Regions from separate parts of the Homo sapiens genome. Here all the other regions are linked to region 3. Evidence: chromatin contacts called from ENCODE Hi-C data. All regions are on one chromosome and are shown on one strand. Each heading gives the region's core, a stretch centred on a gene start or an enhancer-like site at or near the end of the contact. The rest is flanking DNA. Distances are from core to core; before and after follow the strand shown. Region 1 has its middle 86 kb from the start of BCAS1-AS1. Region 2 has its middle 21 kb from the start of BCAS1-AS1. Region 3 overlaps BCAS4 (breast carcinoma amplified sequence 4).

The links. Hi-C counts contacts between places; a loop is a spot of excess contacts on that map. Pooled maps may share reads with other maps.
Region 1: a loop to region 3 is called in a map with no recorded cell type, with 9 times the contacts of the local background. The contact joins two enhancer-like sites. A Hi-C loop is called at or near these places in 3 of 37 single-sample maps with no recorded cell type and 2 of 50 pooled maps.
Region 2: a map with no recorded cell type shows a loop between it and region 3 (4-fold over the local background). The contact joins two enhancer-like sites. A Hi-C loop is called at or near these places in 2 of 37 single-sample maps with no recorded cell type and 2 of 50 pooled maps.

The regions. Positions count from the first base shown.
Region 1 is chr20:53,826,816-53,831,303 of GRCh38, reverse strand. No RefSeq gene overlaps it. Among named protein-coding and RNA genes, the nearest start is that of BCAS1-AS1, 86 kb to the left of the region's middle. RefSeq lists a cis regulatory region at 1,125-1,138 and enhancers at 1,060-1,204, 2,471-2,580. Within about 2 kb of position 1,748, at least 29 of the 41 ENCODE cell types and tissues checked have a DNase peak (open chromatin) inside an H3K27ac peak, as active enhancers do.
Region 2 is chr20:53,892,227-53,896,671 of GRCh38, reverse strand. No RefSeq gene overlaps it. Among named protein-coding and RNA genes, the nearest start is that of BCAS1-AS1, 21 kb to the left of the region's middle. Within about 2 kb of position 2,836, at least 7 of the 41 ENCODE cell types and tissues checked have a DNase peak (open chromatin) inside an H3K27ac peak, as active enhancers do.
Region 3 is chr20:50,815,978-50,820,419 of GRCh38, reverse strand. BCAS4 (breast carcinoma amplified sequence 4) reads right to left here. Exons shown (of 5, transcript NM_198799.4): 2 at 2,138-2,209. Among named protein-coding and RNA genes, the nearest start is that of BCAS4, 23 kb to the right of the region's middle. RefSeq lists enhancers at 1-64, 1,048-1,097, 1,585-1,634, 1,645-1,694. Within about 2 kb of position 1,924, at least 22 of the 41 ENCODE cell types and tissues checked have a DNase peak (open chromatin) inside an H3K27ac peak, as active enhancers do.

The DNA of each region.
Region 1 (4,488 bases), core at 499-2,998, 3.0 Mb before region 3:
TATTTCTGTTGGGTAGCACTGTCCTAGAGGTGTATAAGCTAGTAAATAATACATATATTAATATAATACTTCATAGTGATGAATGCTTTGAAGAAAGTGAACAGGACAAGAAAATGGAGCCATATGGGAGGTGAGGGCTCTGGCAGTATTTCATAAGGGGCTTCCATGGAAGTCTTTTCTGAAGAGGTAATATTTGATTATCCAAAGATGCAAGGTCGGGCATGGTGGCTCATGCCGGTAATCCCAGCATTTCGGGAGGCCAAGGTGGGCAGATCACCTGAGATCATGAGTTCAAGACCAGCCTGGCCAATATGGCAAAACCCCGTCTCTACTGAAAATACAAAAACTAGCTGAACATGGTGGCACATGCCTGTAATCCCAGCTACTTGGGAGGCTGAGGCACGAGAATCGCTTGAACCTGGGAGGCGGAGGTTGCAGTGAGCCAAGATCACGCCACTCTGGCCAAAAAAAAAAAAAAAAAAAAAATGCAGATAAATCTTGATTCCTAGAGAAATTGCTTAGACTCTGTTTTTTCATTGTGTCACCAGCTAAAATAGTCAACGAATAATCATAGAGAAACTGAGGGGGTTAAAAAATGTGGAAATAGTTTGTACCTTCTTCTGTGATGGCCTGACAGGCTTACAAGCCAGGAATAATTATTTTTCTCTTGTAAACAGTCAGCAAATGTTCAGAGAACCATCTTATTTAGGCACAAGTAATAAAAATCTTACAAATAGATTTTTCCTTCCCTGTAGCTATTTGTAGCTACATTATCCGTTTTTATTTATTTCTGATAAAACAACACCCATGTCTGATGATGGAGGGGGGTGGGGAAACCATAAGCAGAACTTCATGTTCCTCAAGGGTCTAGCTTAATTCCAAACAATAATTGTGTTTCCTGTCTCAGCAGGATAAATGTACAGCACAGGAAATTCTGTATAGAGTGGGCAGAGGCACTTTTCAAATTTCCCATATGAAGAGTATGCTATTATTGGAGTAGGGTAATTTGAGCACCTCTCACAAGTATAGTATAAAAAGTTAAACCCAGATTAGAGAGTTCTGCCCAGGGGAAACGAAAGTAAACAAAAATTGAAGCAGTGAACTGTTGAAACTCTAAATGCCGTTGAACTTTGAGCATGAAGAAGCCCTCCAAACAGCCCGTGCACACAGTCAGAGAGCTGTTGTTAACTCAGATTCTATCATTTACAGGTGCCCCATGTTCATGACATGTTAATTAGGCTTGACAATAAACTCAGCATTTGTTTCATATTAGAACAATGAGATTTTATACATGACTCAAGGGCTATATTTAGTGAATTCAAATCCAATAAAATAAATTATTTCAATGCTTCTACATTCATATTTGGGAACCCTAAGTATACCACAGATCATATCATGCTGTTGACACCAAACCTCACGCACCAAAACCTTGAAATAGACCAGATAACCTAAACTGTGGGAATTAGGACTGTTCCTACCACTTAAGAAAGAGTTCTCCTGCGTTTGCTATATTTCCAGAACTTGGCTTTACATGAATCAAAGACATGAGATCTCTTCCCCCATTCTCCACTTACTCCCCAAATGAAAAGAAAATGAAAGAAAGGCCAAAGAGTATTTTCTTTATTTTCTAAAATTATTTCCAACTTTTCCTAGTGACTCTTAAAAATAGAAATGTGGCCAGTGGCTTACTGGTCGGATCCTGAGCCGATGATTCATTGCCATGAGACGTTATTTCGTGAGACATTCTCTAAGGGAATCCAGGGAAAGAATTCTGTCCTAGTCACTCACATATTATGCTTTTAAGAATGAGGTGTGGCCAGAGTTCTCAGAGATCCTTGAAGAGAAAATTATTTTCATTGTTTTTTCTGTTTGTTAGCACTTTAAAACTTAAAAACAGTTGGGATAATTCTACTCACTGTGTGGGGGACAGCATGGTGTGTTTGAAGACGTGCCCGGAAGAGCACAAAAAGTGACTCTTTCTCTCCCCCATACCACACACTCAAATATATGTCACCTCTCTATCTCACTCACGATTCACGCATCTGCAAAAGTTCACAGATAGCAAATTGGCTCTCCAATCAAAATAACAATGCCAGTAAAGAAACCTCAAAGGGTCCAGAAACAAACATTCAAACAACAGGGTCCTACGAAAATTTCATTAGAGAGGAAATAGGTCCTTAGAACAGAACAAAACTAAACAGAAACTCTGAAGGAAGATGAGAAAGAATACTATGAATGTGGTTAGCTAGAAAGCTATTCAACAGCTTCCTTGCTTCCCTAATATCCAGCTGCAGGAATATGCCAAGGGGAGAAAAAAAAATCTTTCTTAGTCCTACTAAACGTAGGAAAAGTGCTATTCTGACTCCAAAGCTGAGCTGTAGATGGCAGTGAGTGGGTGGGAAGGGAATGTGAGCCGTCCCTAACAACAACAGAAAGCCTTCTGCTAGTATCCGTTCCCAAACTATAAACACTCAGAGACTCCTCGCCAAGCACATAATAAAAATTTCACCTCCCCCCCCAACCATGGTTTCCTGTAGTTTGTACTATTCAAATGCAAATTGTGATGAATATCAGCGTGGACTCTCCAACTTAAAGAACTCTGATTTTTTTTTTCATAAGTATCCAAAGCTTCCCACTGAGAAGAAAGCATCATTTAGGAGATACTCAACTGGTTGAGAAATATATGTGCTTATTTTAGAATTGGCACAAGAATATGTAAAATGATCCACTGATAATGATCACCCTAAGGGATGTCACACCCAAACGCCTATTTTTGCAAACAGAAAAGGAACAAATACAGCATTCTTTACTGAAAACTCTAAAGGAGATCCTGCACCATAAATTACAGACCTAATCTAAGAGTCAAGCAATGTTTACTCTAAAAGGTGACATTCCGAAATTTTCCTACAATCGGATTAGATGGAAGAGCACATTGTCTTTCTTTCACTTGGGAAGTAAGCCCTACCATAATTCTCTTTTAAGGGATGAATCATAGAGCCCCCACATCTGACAATGGATTAAGTCATTTGTTTTGTTTCTGGGATATATTCTACCCTTCACTACAACTGGGATCTACAATTTGTTCTAACATTTTCTGGCAATTTCTGATTTGTTCAGACAAAGACCAGAAGCTTAAGTCCCACGGAATTAACTGGTTGGATTATTACCAAGGTGGAACAGAGCCAGAAGGTTGAGAACATACACATCGTGTGCTCTTGGGACATAATATCTGCCTTCGCAAGGATGGTATCATTTCTCAGCCTCTCACCCACCAGTTAGCTCAACGAACTGGAAATGTTTTTCTTTCCTTTCCCTTTTTTTTCCCTAATTTTTTAACAGCAGGAACAGAATAAACTGGTAATAAATCAGGCAAGCAATATTTTTTTTTTTGCTTCTTGGAACATACTAGAAAATAATAGTAACTTATTTGTTACAACACTTATATCTCTACATTAACCAACAAGCCAAAAAGAAGATGAAAGAAAAAATTAAGAAGAGACAAAGAGGGAGGAGGATGGGGAGGAAGAAAGAAGGAGGGAGGGAGGGACAGAGGGAAGGAGGGAGGGAGGGAAGAGGGAGGGAAGAAGAAAGGAAGGGAGGAAATTTTCTGATTCTAAAAAATCAGAAGTCACCAAAGTAGCTTTCATATTCAACTAATTGAAGAGTATGTTTAAATAATATTCCATTTGCCTAGTACTTCACAGTTTCACATACATCAGCAATTGGTTGCCTGATATCATTTATCATCTTTTATACTGGAGGAAACCAATGATTTCAAAGATTAAATAATTTAAGAATGATCATGTACCTAGTACAATATTGAGCCAAAATAAAACTTGGTATTTCAGTCTGCTATGGTTTGAGTGTTCGTCACCTCCAAAACTCTTGTTGAAACTTAATTGCCGATGTGGCAGTATTGAGGGGTTGGACCTTTAAGAGGTGATTAGGTCACAAGGGCTCTGTCCTCATGAATGAATTAATTCTTTCATGGATTAATGGGCTAATGGGTTGTTATGGGAGTGGAACTGGTGTCTTTATAAGAAGAGGAAGAGAGACCTGAGCTAGAATGCTCAGCCTTTGTGCCATGTGATCATGTGATGCCCTGTGCAGCCTTGCGGCTCTGCAGAGGCCCCATCAGCAAGAAGCCTCTCACCAGATGACTCTCCTCAACCAGCTTCTAGAACTGTAAGGAGTAAATTTTGTTTCTTATAAATCACCCAGTTTCAAGGATTGTGTTACAAGCAATGAATCAGACACAGTCTTAGTTAATAGTTAATAGTAATAGTTAATAGTTTTCATCATGACACTAGAGAGCTTTCATTTATTCTGGTTCTGCTACGATACTTACATTAATCTCACATTTTCACAGGTATTTCCCAGTTTTTATGAACCCTCTCCCAAAATTATTTTGTGAGAAATTAAAGCACTGCACAACGTTGCAGCCACTGAAATTGTTCATAGTACAGATCGCATCTGTAGATCCATCTC
Region 2 (4,445 bases), core at 1,587-4,086, 3.1 Mb before region 3:
TTTAATACTTCACTGTATTTTTCCAAATTTGCCACCACAAGCATATGCAGGTCCCATTAATAATCCCTTACCTATAATTCCAAAATCCACACAGTTCATTCGCCAGCAAAATATGGATTCTTCTGAGTTTCCATGAAGTCTTTAATGTTCTCAGGTGGTGTGACTATCCATACATTTCTCTGAAGAGGTATTCATGTATTATTTGACATTTAGTGTAAACAAAATGCATCTAAAAGCGCAAAAAATTTGGCTTACAAAATGCATCTGGCCCCTGGGTCGGGGATACAGGATTGTGGGCCTGTATTATTTTTATAATCAGGGGGATAGGAAGGTGAAAATTATAACGATACTCTCCTACTCAACAGAAGACAATCAATTAAGAAGGTATGTATACAGTAAACATCCACCTAGAACATTCTCTTCAAAAAGTAAATTATGGAAAAAGGCCAGGCGCGGTGGCTCACGCCTATAATACCAGCACTTTGGGAGGCCAAGATGGGCAAATTACTTGAGGTTAGGAGTTCAAGACCAGCCTGGTCAACATGGTGAAACCCCGTTTCTACAAAAATAATAAAATTAGCTTGGCATGGTGGTGTCTGCCTGTAATCCAAGCTACTTGGGAGGCTGAGGCAGGAGAATTGTTTGAACCCTGGAGGTGGAGGTTGCAGTGAGCCGAGATCACGCCACTGCACTCCAGCCTGGGTGACAGAGCAAGACTCCATCTCAAAAAAAAAAAAAAAAATTATAGGAAAAAAATAAATTATGGACAAGTTTAGTCATCTTATTTTATAGGAATAAGAATGAGGAAACAGATGCTTGGAGAAGTTCAGACCAGAACTCCTGCAAGCTAACGAATATGGATGTGGGGTGTGGATCTTGGGTCTGTGTGGTTGTTGTGTCTCCCATCTGAACCATCACACACAACCGCTTTCCTGTTTTGTTGACACACAGTGCAGTGTCTTGCATAGCTAGACACCAATTATGTTGGTTAGGTGAATGAACGAATGAGCACCTTCCTGCCACAAAGTTAATTCCTTAGAAGGCTCACGTCATCTGAATTCCATCTTATAATAAAAAAGAAATCAAGCAAGGTAGGGCCAGGCAGGGGCTAAATAAGAGCCTGAGGCAGACAGATAAGTCTTCAGTTGCAGAGTTGAAACTGTCACCGGTGATGATATAAACAGTTGTACCATCTGTGTGATGCCTTTATCAGGTTGGGGGACAGGCTCTGGAACCAGACCCCTTAGGTTCCAATTCAGGTTCAGCACTTACTGGATGCAAGTTAATTAAAGGTTCTGTACCTCAACATCCTTATTTGTAAAATGGGAATAATACTAAGACTTCCATTATACGTCTATGATGAGGATGAGATGAGTTGATACAGAAAAAGTACTTCCAGGAGTCTCTGGCCCACGGCAAGCACCAGTAAGTAGCCTCTCCTCTTTATCCCCAGTGCATCTTCTTCATCGTTAGTTAATTCGGCTGCTCTCAGCCCCCATGAAGTGGCTAGCACAGAGAGGCAGGACTGCAGGATGTCAAGGCTTCATGTTCAGATGGTCTTGGGTTCGCACTCCTTGCAGTGACAAGCTGTGTGACAGAACAAAACTACCTCTTTGTGCCTCGGTGGCCTCATAGATACCACCTCAATAATACCACATCATTATGGAAACTTTATGAAGGCTATATTAACGAATGGGTGCAAAATGCTCAGCTCAGTCATTTCTCAATAATAATGACTCTTTTTATAAACATCCTCACTCTTTTTTTTTTTTTTTTTTTTGAGACAGGGTCTTGCTCTGTTGCCGAGGCTGGAGTGCAGTGGTGTGGTCACAGCTCACTGCAGTCTCAACTTCCTGGGCTCAAGTGATCTTCCTGCCTCAGCCTCCTCAATAGCTAAGACTACAGGCACACACCACCATGCCTGGCTAAATTTTTTGTAGAGATGGAGATCTTGATTTGTTGCCCAGGCTGATCTCAAACTCCTGGCCTCAAGAGATTCTCCCGCCTTGGCTTCCCAAAGTGCTGAGATTACAGGTGTGAGACACTGTGCACAGTGAAACAGCCCCATTCTAATGATGAGAAACTGAGAAGCAAAAAGGTTAAGGATTAAGAACCTAAAGATGCAGAAATCCAGCCAGCGTGTTGGCTCACGCCTTGTAGTCCCAGCTACTAGGGAGATTGAGGCAGGAAGATAGCTTGAGTGCAGGACATTCAGGCAGCAGTGCGCCATGATGGCACCATTGCACTCCAGCCTGGGTGACAGAGCCAGACCCCATTTCTAAAACAAAAAAAAAATCAAATAACTAAAGATACAGAATTTTCAGCTTTTTCTGCAAGAGTGGTGCACCCTGAAGTATGTTATACCAAACACTGGTGGGATACAGAAGGGTATTCAGAGAGCTATCGGCAACATTATGTATTACTTTTTTTTCTTTTTTTTTTTTTTGTGGTGGAGTCTCGCTCTGTTGCCCAGGCTGGAGTGCAGTGATGCGATCTTGGCTCACTGCAACCTCTGCCTCGTGGGTTCAAGCAATTCTTCTGCTTCAGCCTCCCGAGTAGCTGGGATTACAGACGCACGCCACCACGCCCGGCTAATTTTGGTATTTTTAGTAGAGACGAGGTTTCACCATGTTGGCCAGGCTGATCTCAAACTCCTGACTTCAGGTGATCCGCTCGCCTCGGCCTCCCAAAGTGCTGGGGTTACGGGCATGAGCCACTGCACCTGGCTGTATTACTTTTAATAGTTGTGTATTTTCATGAACACATATATACTTAAGGGTGGAGGGTGGGGTGGGGAGAGGATGGAAAAACTACCTATTCGTACTATACTTATTACCTGGGTGGCAAAATAATCTGTACACCAAAACCCCATGACACACAATTTACCTATATAACAAACCCGCACGTGTACCCCTGAACCTAAAAAAAAAGTTTAAAAAAAGCATTCTTTAAAAAAAAAAACGGTATGTATTTTTTTCACAGTTTCTATCTGTGGCAAGAAAATCAGCCTCCCATTTACCATAGTGACATAAAGTTTCCTTTTTATGTCAGTGTAGTCAATATCCAAATAATGAAAGAAAAATCTTAAGTCAACACTAAACAAGGCAGCAAGAGATATGGCAAAAATCATGAAGTTCATATGTGAGCAGCGGCATGAGAGACACTGTGGTAGACCACATCTGGTGATTCAAATCGCCCAGCAAGATGGTCAAGGGGCCCCTTCAAGGGTTGCAGACAGTGACAGTCTTGTGATTCACTCCCACGTTCTTCATAAGTGAATCTTTCCTTTCTCTGGGTACACATTGACCTATTCCTTCATGAATTTCTTAACCACAAATTAGAACCATGTTATGACCGTCTTGGTCTCCAATTTTTCATCTTTCCTAACTTCCCCCTTGATGTCATTAACTGGTGTGTGTGTGTGTGTGTGTGTGTGTGTGTGTGTGTGTGTAAAAGACAGAGAAAGAAAGGCTGAGGGAGAGAGGGAGAGATGCTTGTGAACAAAGACCATACATGCCTCTCTTGTTCACACCACCTGCTTCAATAATGGACATGTGGGAGTGGCTTAATAGTGATCGTTTACCGTGTGCTATGCATGCATGATTGTTTCTAATCCACCCAGCACTTGGCAAGGCAGATAGTATCACACTACGATTTTTACAAATGAGGAGGAACTTGAGGCTTACAGGGGTGAGGTGGACCCAAGTGGAAGCAGCTAATGTGACAATATTAGAAGTTGAACCTGGGTAGCCTAAACTTAGAGCCTAGATCTAAACCCTTACCCCATTGTCACCCACTTTAAAAGATGCCAGGGAGAGGAGGGGAGGGGAGGGGAAGGGAGAGGGGAGGGGAAGGGAGGGGGAGGAGAAGGGAGGGGAAGGGAGGGGGAGGAGAAGGGAGGGGAAGGGAGGGGAGGGGAGGGGAGGGGAGGGGAGGGAAAGAGAAGGGGAAAGGGAAAGGGGAGATAGAGGCAACAATATTATTTTTATTTTTTATTTTTTTGAGACAGAGTCTTGCCCTGTCACCCAGGCTGGAGTGCAGTGGCACAATCACAGCTCACTGCAACCTCTGCCTCCTGGGTTCAAGTGATTCTCCTGCCTCAGCCTCCCAAGTAGCTGGGATTACAGGTACCCACCACCATACCCAGCTAATTTTTGTATTTTTAGTAGAGATGAGATTTCACCATGTTGGCCAGGCTGGTCTTGAACTACTGACCTTAGGTGATCTGCCCACCTCAGCCTGCCAAAGTGCTGGGATTACAGGCATGAGCCACTGCGCCAGGCCAATAATATTGTTTTTAAGCTACCTAACTAAACTTCCATGTCTTGGGTTCTCTTTTGCACTAAGCATTGGACAGACATCATCTCTATTCCTCATCTAAAATCTCTGCTCAGAGGAAGCTTGACTTGGAGACAGGGTAGAGGTTTGCTATTTAGTCATTTGCT
Region 3 (4,442 bases), core at 675-3,174:
ATTCTCTATTTCTCCTTACAGCCCCAGATTCATCACCACCTGTTATACGAAGCCTTCCCAATTTCCTAGGCAGGACTTAGCACCCCTGGCTCTGGAATCCCTTCACACCTTGACCTTACCTTGACAACAGCACTGTAGCATGGGACGGCACCAACTGATACCCAAATCAGTCTCCCCACATACACTGGGGCTTGATGGGAATGGAGATGGACTGAACTCTCTTTGCATACTCAAGTTTATGACGGGGCCCATTCATGAGAAAGTGCCCAATGCAGCCGGGCATGGTGGCTCACGCCTATAATCAATCCCAGCACTTTGGGAGGCCGAGGCGGGAGGATCACTTAAGGCCAGCAGTTCAAGACCAGCCTGGTCAACATGCTGTCTCTACTAAAAATACAAAAATTAGCCAGGCATGGTGGTGCATGCTTGTAATCCCAGCTACTCAGGAGGCTGAGGCAGGAGAATCACTTGAACCCGGGAGGCAGAGGTTGCAGTGAGCCGAGATTGCATCACGGCACTCCAGCCTGGGGGACAGAGCGAGACTCTATCTCGAAAGGAAGGAAGAAAGGAAGGAAGGAAGGGAGGGACGGAGGGAAAGACGGAAAGACAGAAAGACGGAAAGACAGAAAGACAAAGACAGAAAGAGAAAGAAAGAGTCCAATGCGTGGTGGTAAAGAAAGGACAATCCAGGCTGTTAAAAGCCTGTCTTGTTACCTAGCTCCCACCTGGACCCACATCTGAACGTAAAAATTGACTCAAGAGAAGAAACCATATAGGTCCTCTTGGGATTTCTGCTGTGACCCTAGAGGCTGGGCCGAGGTCCGCTGAATAGGTAGGGATGACTCAGTGCCTGCTGTCTAGGGTGGCTTTGTGCCGGGCACAAAGAAAGGCGTTCAATGAACATCTGGGGCTGCTGTTACTGTTACTCCCTTGGGTTCTCACAAACACTCTCAGGGTCCGGACACGGTGCTTCTCAGGGACATAAACGCACACCACTGGGCCCAGGTGGCCAGGCTTCCTCCACTCTGGGGAGACACAGGGCCTGGTCACAATATGGAGCTCTACCCTTTGGGCCTCCAGGCAGACACCTCAAGCCCAGGTTACTGGTTTGCCTCTAATAAGCTTGGGAGCTTCTAGAAAATTCTATCAGCACTCCTGGGGGCTCCACACCTGGCTGGCAGCAATCCTAGGAACACTGGGATCTAGAAGCAATTTCTTTTTCTTTTCTTTTTTTTTTGAGACACAATCTTGATCTATCACCCAGGCTGGAGTGCAGTGGCGCAATCTCAGCTCACTGCAACCTCCACCTTCCGGGTTCAAGCAATTCTCCTGCCTCAGCCTCCTGAGTAGCTAAGATTACAGGCGCCTGCCACCACACCCGGCTAATTTTTGTATTTTTGGTAGAGGCAGGGTTTCACCATGTTGGTCAGGCTGGTCTTGAACTCCTGACCTCAAGTGATCTGCCCGCTTTGGCCTCCCAAAGTGCTGGGATTACAGGTGTGAGCCACTGCACCCAGCCTCTAGAGGCGATTTCTAGAGACTCTGGCGTGGGAGGCTTTGTCTTCTGGGCCATTGTCTTCCATCTTCCTCCTCAGCCAGGCTAGTAGATTTGGGCCAACCAGACAGAGTAGGAGGTAAAAGCAGAGAGAACAGAAGGATTCAGGAAGGAACTCGATGCCCAACTCCACCACGGGCTGTGGCCTGGGCAAGAGGCTCCTCCTAGGCCTCGCAGGCCTGAAGCCATTTCCTGGCTGTCTCCATGTTTGCACAGGGGACGGTGCAGAGCTGAGGAAAGTTAAATATAGTCTAGCGTCCCCGCTGAACGGCTCCCTGCATCGGTGCCCGAGAGTGCCACCTTGTGGTCCACTCCTGGCTCCTCTGCGGAATAAAAACCATCTCGAGGGAAGGACGAGATCAAGATGGCCGCCTCAGGAAGCACTTGGGGTTGAGTGAGAGAGAGAGAGCGAGAGAGAGAGAGAGGAGGGAGTGTTTGCACGTGGCTTTCCTCTCAGCGCTGGCCGCTGCCCCATTCCTCCTGGTTGCTAACTCACCACCAAAATGGCTTCCGCAGAAAACTCCAGCAAGGGCCTGAAGTCTGGCCTGGGCCTAAACCCACGCCTTCCAGGCAGCCACTCACCAGGTCAGCCAGGCTGCAAAACTCTTCCAGCCTGAGGAGCATGCCCTCGATGGTCTCCTCCACCTCCTTCGCCTGAAAAAGAGACGATATCCTGGAGATTAGCAAGTGGTTTCCAGGGAGACAAACACCCTTCATTTTTTTTTTTTTTTTAAAGCAAACTAAGTCTTAGGATTATGTGCCCGGTTCCTGCTCGACCCCCTTCCACTGCCTCCTTTGAAAGAGCAATAAACAGGCAGCAGTCCTGGCGCCCATCACGGAGGACTGGTTAAAGCCACCACGGCCTCTCCATTCTATGCAGCTTTCAAAAGAGACAAGATCAACAAATACAGGAAATAACAAAGCTACCCGTATCCTCCACGTTGTACAGATGAGGACACGGAGGCTCAGAGAGGTGGGGTAACCTGCTCAAGATCACACAGTTAACAAACAGCGGGGCAAGGATCCTAATCCAGATGGAGTCCACAACCTCACAGCCTGCTCTAATAAACACAGTGGCCCCGGTGATACCCCGGAGAGGAAAAGCAAGCTGCAGACGGTGTCAGATACAAACCATACCAAAAAAAATGTGTGAGGCGGGCGGATCACCTGAGGTCAGGAGTTTGAGACCAGCCTGACCAACATGGCAGAACCCCGTCTCTACTCAAAATACAAAAATTAGCCGGGCATGGTGGCGTGTGCCTGTAGTCACAGCTACTCCGAGGCTGAGGCAGGAGAATCGCTTGAACCTAGGAGGCGGAGGCTGCAGTGAGCCAAGATTGCACCACTGCACTCTAGCCTGGGCAACAGAGCGAGACTCCGTCTCAAAAAAAAGTACATGTCTTCACAGAGAAAGGCCTGGAATGATATGTGCCAGACTGCTAATAGTTAAGAGATGTGCTTATACTTAAAAAATTTGTTGTTTATCTGAAATTCAAATTCAACCGGGCATCCCATAGTTTCTTTGGAAACCCTATTAACAGGGCTTACTTAGCCCTGGGCAGGAGGAGTTGGGAAAGGGACTCTGACAAGGGAAACTTGAATTTTTTATGTTATGTAAAGGGTCCATGGCCGGGAGCAGTGGCTTATGCCTGTAATCCCAACATTTTGGGAGGCCGAGGCAGGAAGATCACTTAAGTCCAGGAATTCGAGACCAGTCTGGGCAACATGGTGAGACTCCATCCCTTTAAAAAAAAAAAAAAATTAGCCCAGGTGCACTGGCTCACGCCTGTAATCCCAGCACTTTGGGAGGCTGAGGCGGGCAGATCACGAGGTCAGGAGATCGACACCATTCTGGACAATGTGGTGACCCCATCTCTACTAAAAATACAAAAATTAGCCGGGTGTGGTGGCACACACCTGTAGTCCCAGCTACTCAGTAGGCTGAGGCAAGAGAATCGCTTGAACCCGGGAGGCGGAGGCTGCAGTGAGCCAAGGTCACACCACTGCACTCCAGCCTGGGCGACAGAGCGAGATTCCGTCTCAAAAAAAAAAAAAAAAAAAAAAAAAAAAAAATTAGCCAGGCATGGTGGTGCATGTCTGTAGTCCCAGCTACCCAGGAGGCTGAGGCTGCAGTAAGCAGTGATCGCACCACTGCACTCCAGGCTGGGCGACAGAGTGAGAACTTGTCTTTAAAAAAAGAAGAAGAAATAAAACCCAGTCATCAGGCTGGACATTAACATAAATGAGTGAAACAGGCCATCAGGCTTGTGATCTGAGAGGTGCTCATCCAGTCCTCCAGCTGCTGGCCACTAGCTGCCATCAGGAAATGCAGGCCCGGAGCTGCCAGATCTTTCCATTTTCCAAGAGAAGCCAGAAATCCTAATTTGATAGGAAATGCCCCAATGTTTAAACATTGGAACACATTTAAAAAACCCTTTAATGCTTCACAAATTAAGCCAATAACGAACGTGCAGAGGGCCTGCCAGTGTACAACTGCTTCATGCACTTGTGTAAAAATTAGGGAAATAATTAGCGGTTTGGCCAGGCGTAGTGGCTCACGCCTGTAATCCCAACACTTTGGGAGGCCAAGGTGGGCAGATCACCTGAGGTCAGGAGTTCGAGACCAGCCTGACCAACATGGCGAAACCCCGTCTCTACTAAAAATACAAAATTTAACCAGACGTGGTGGCACGCGTCTGTAGTCCCAGCTACTCAGGAGGCTGAGGCAGGAGGACTGCTTGAACCCAGAAGGAGGAGGTTGCGGTGAGCCAAGATTGTGCCACTGTACTCCAGCCTGGGAGACAGAGCAAGATCTGTCTTCAAAAACAAAAAAGAAAAATTAGGTTTTTTTTCCCCCTCAAGTTATCTACTACTTTTATGACTTCTA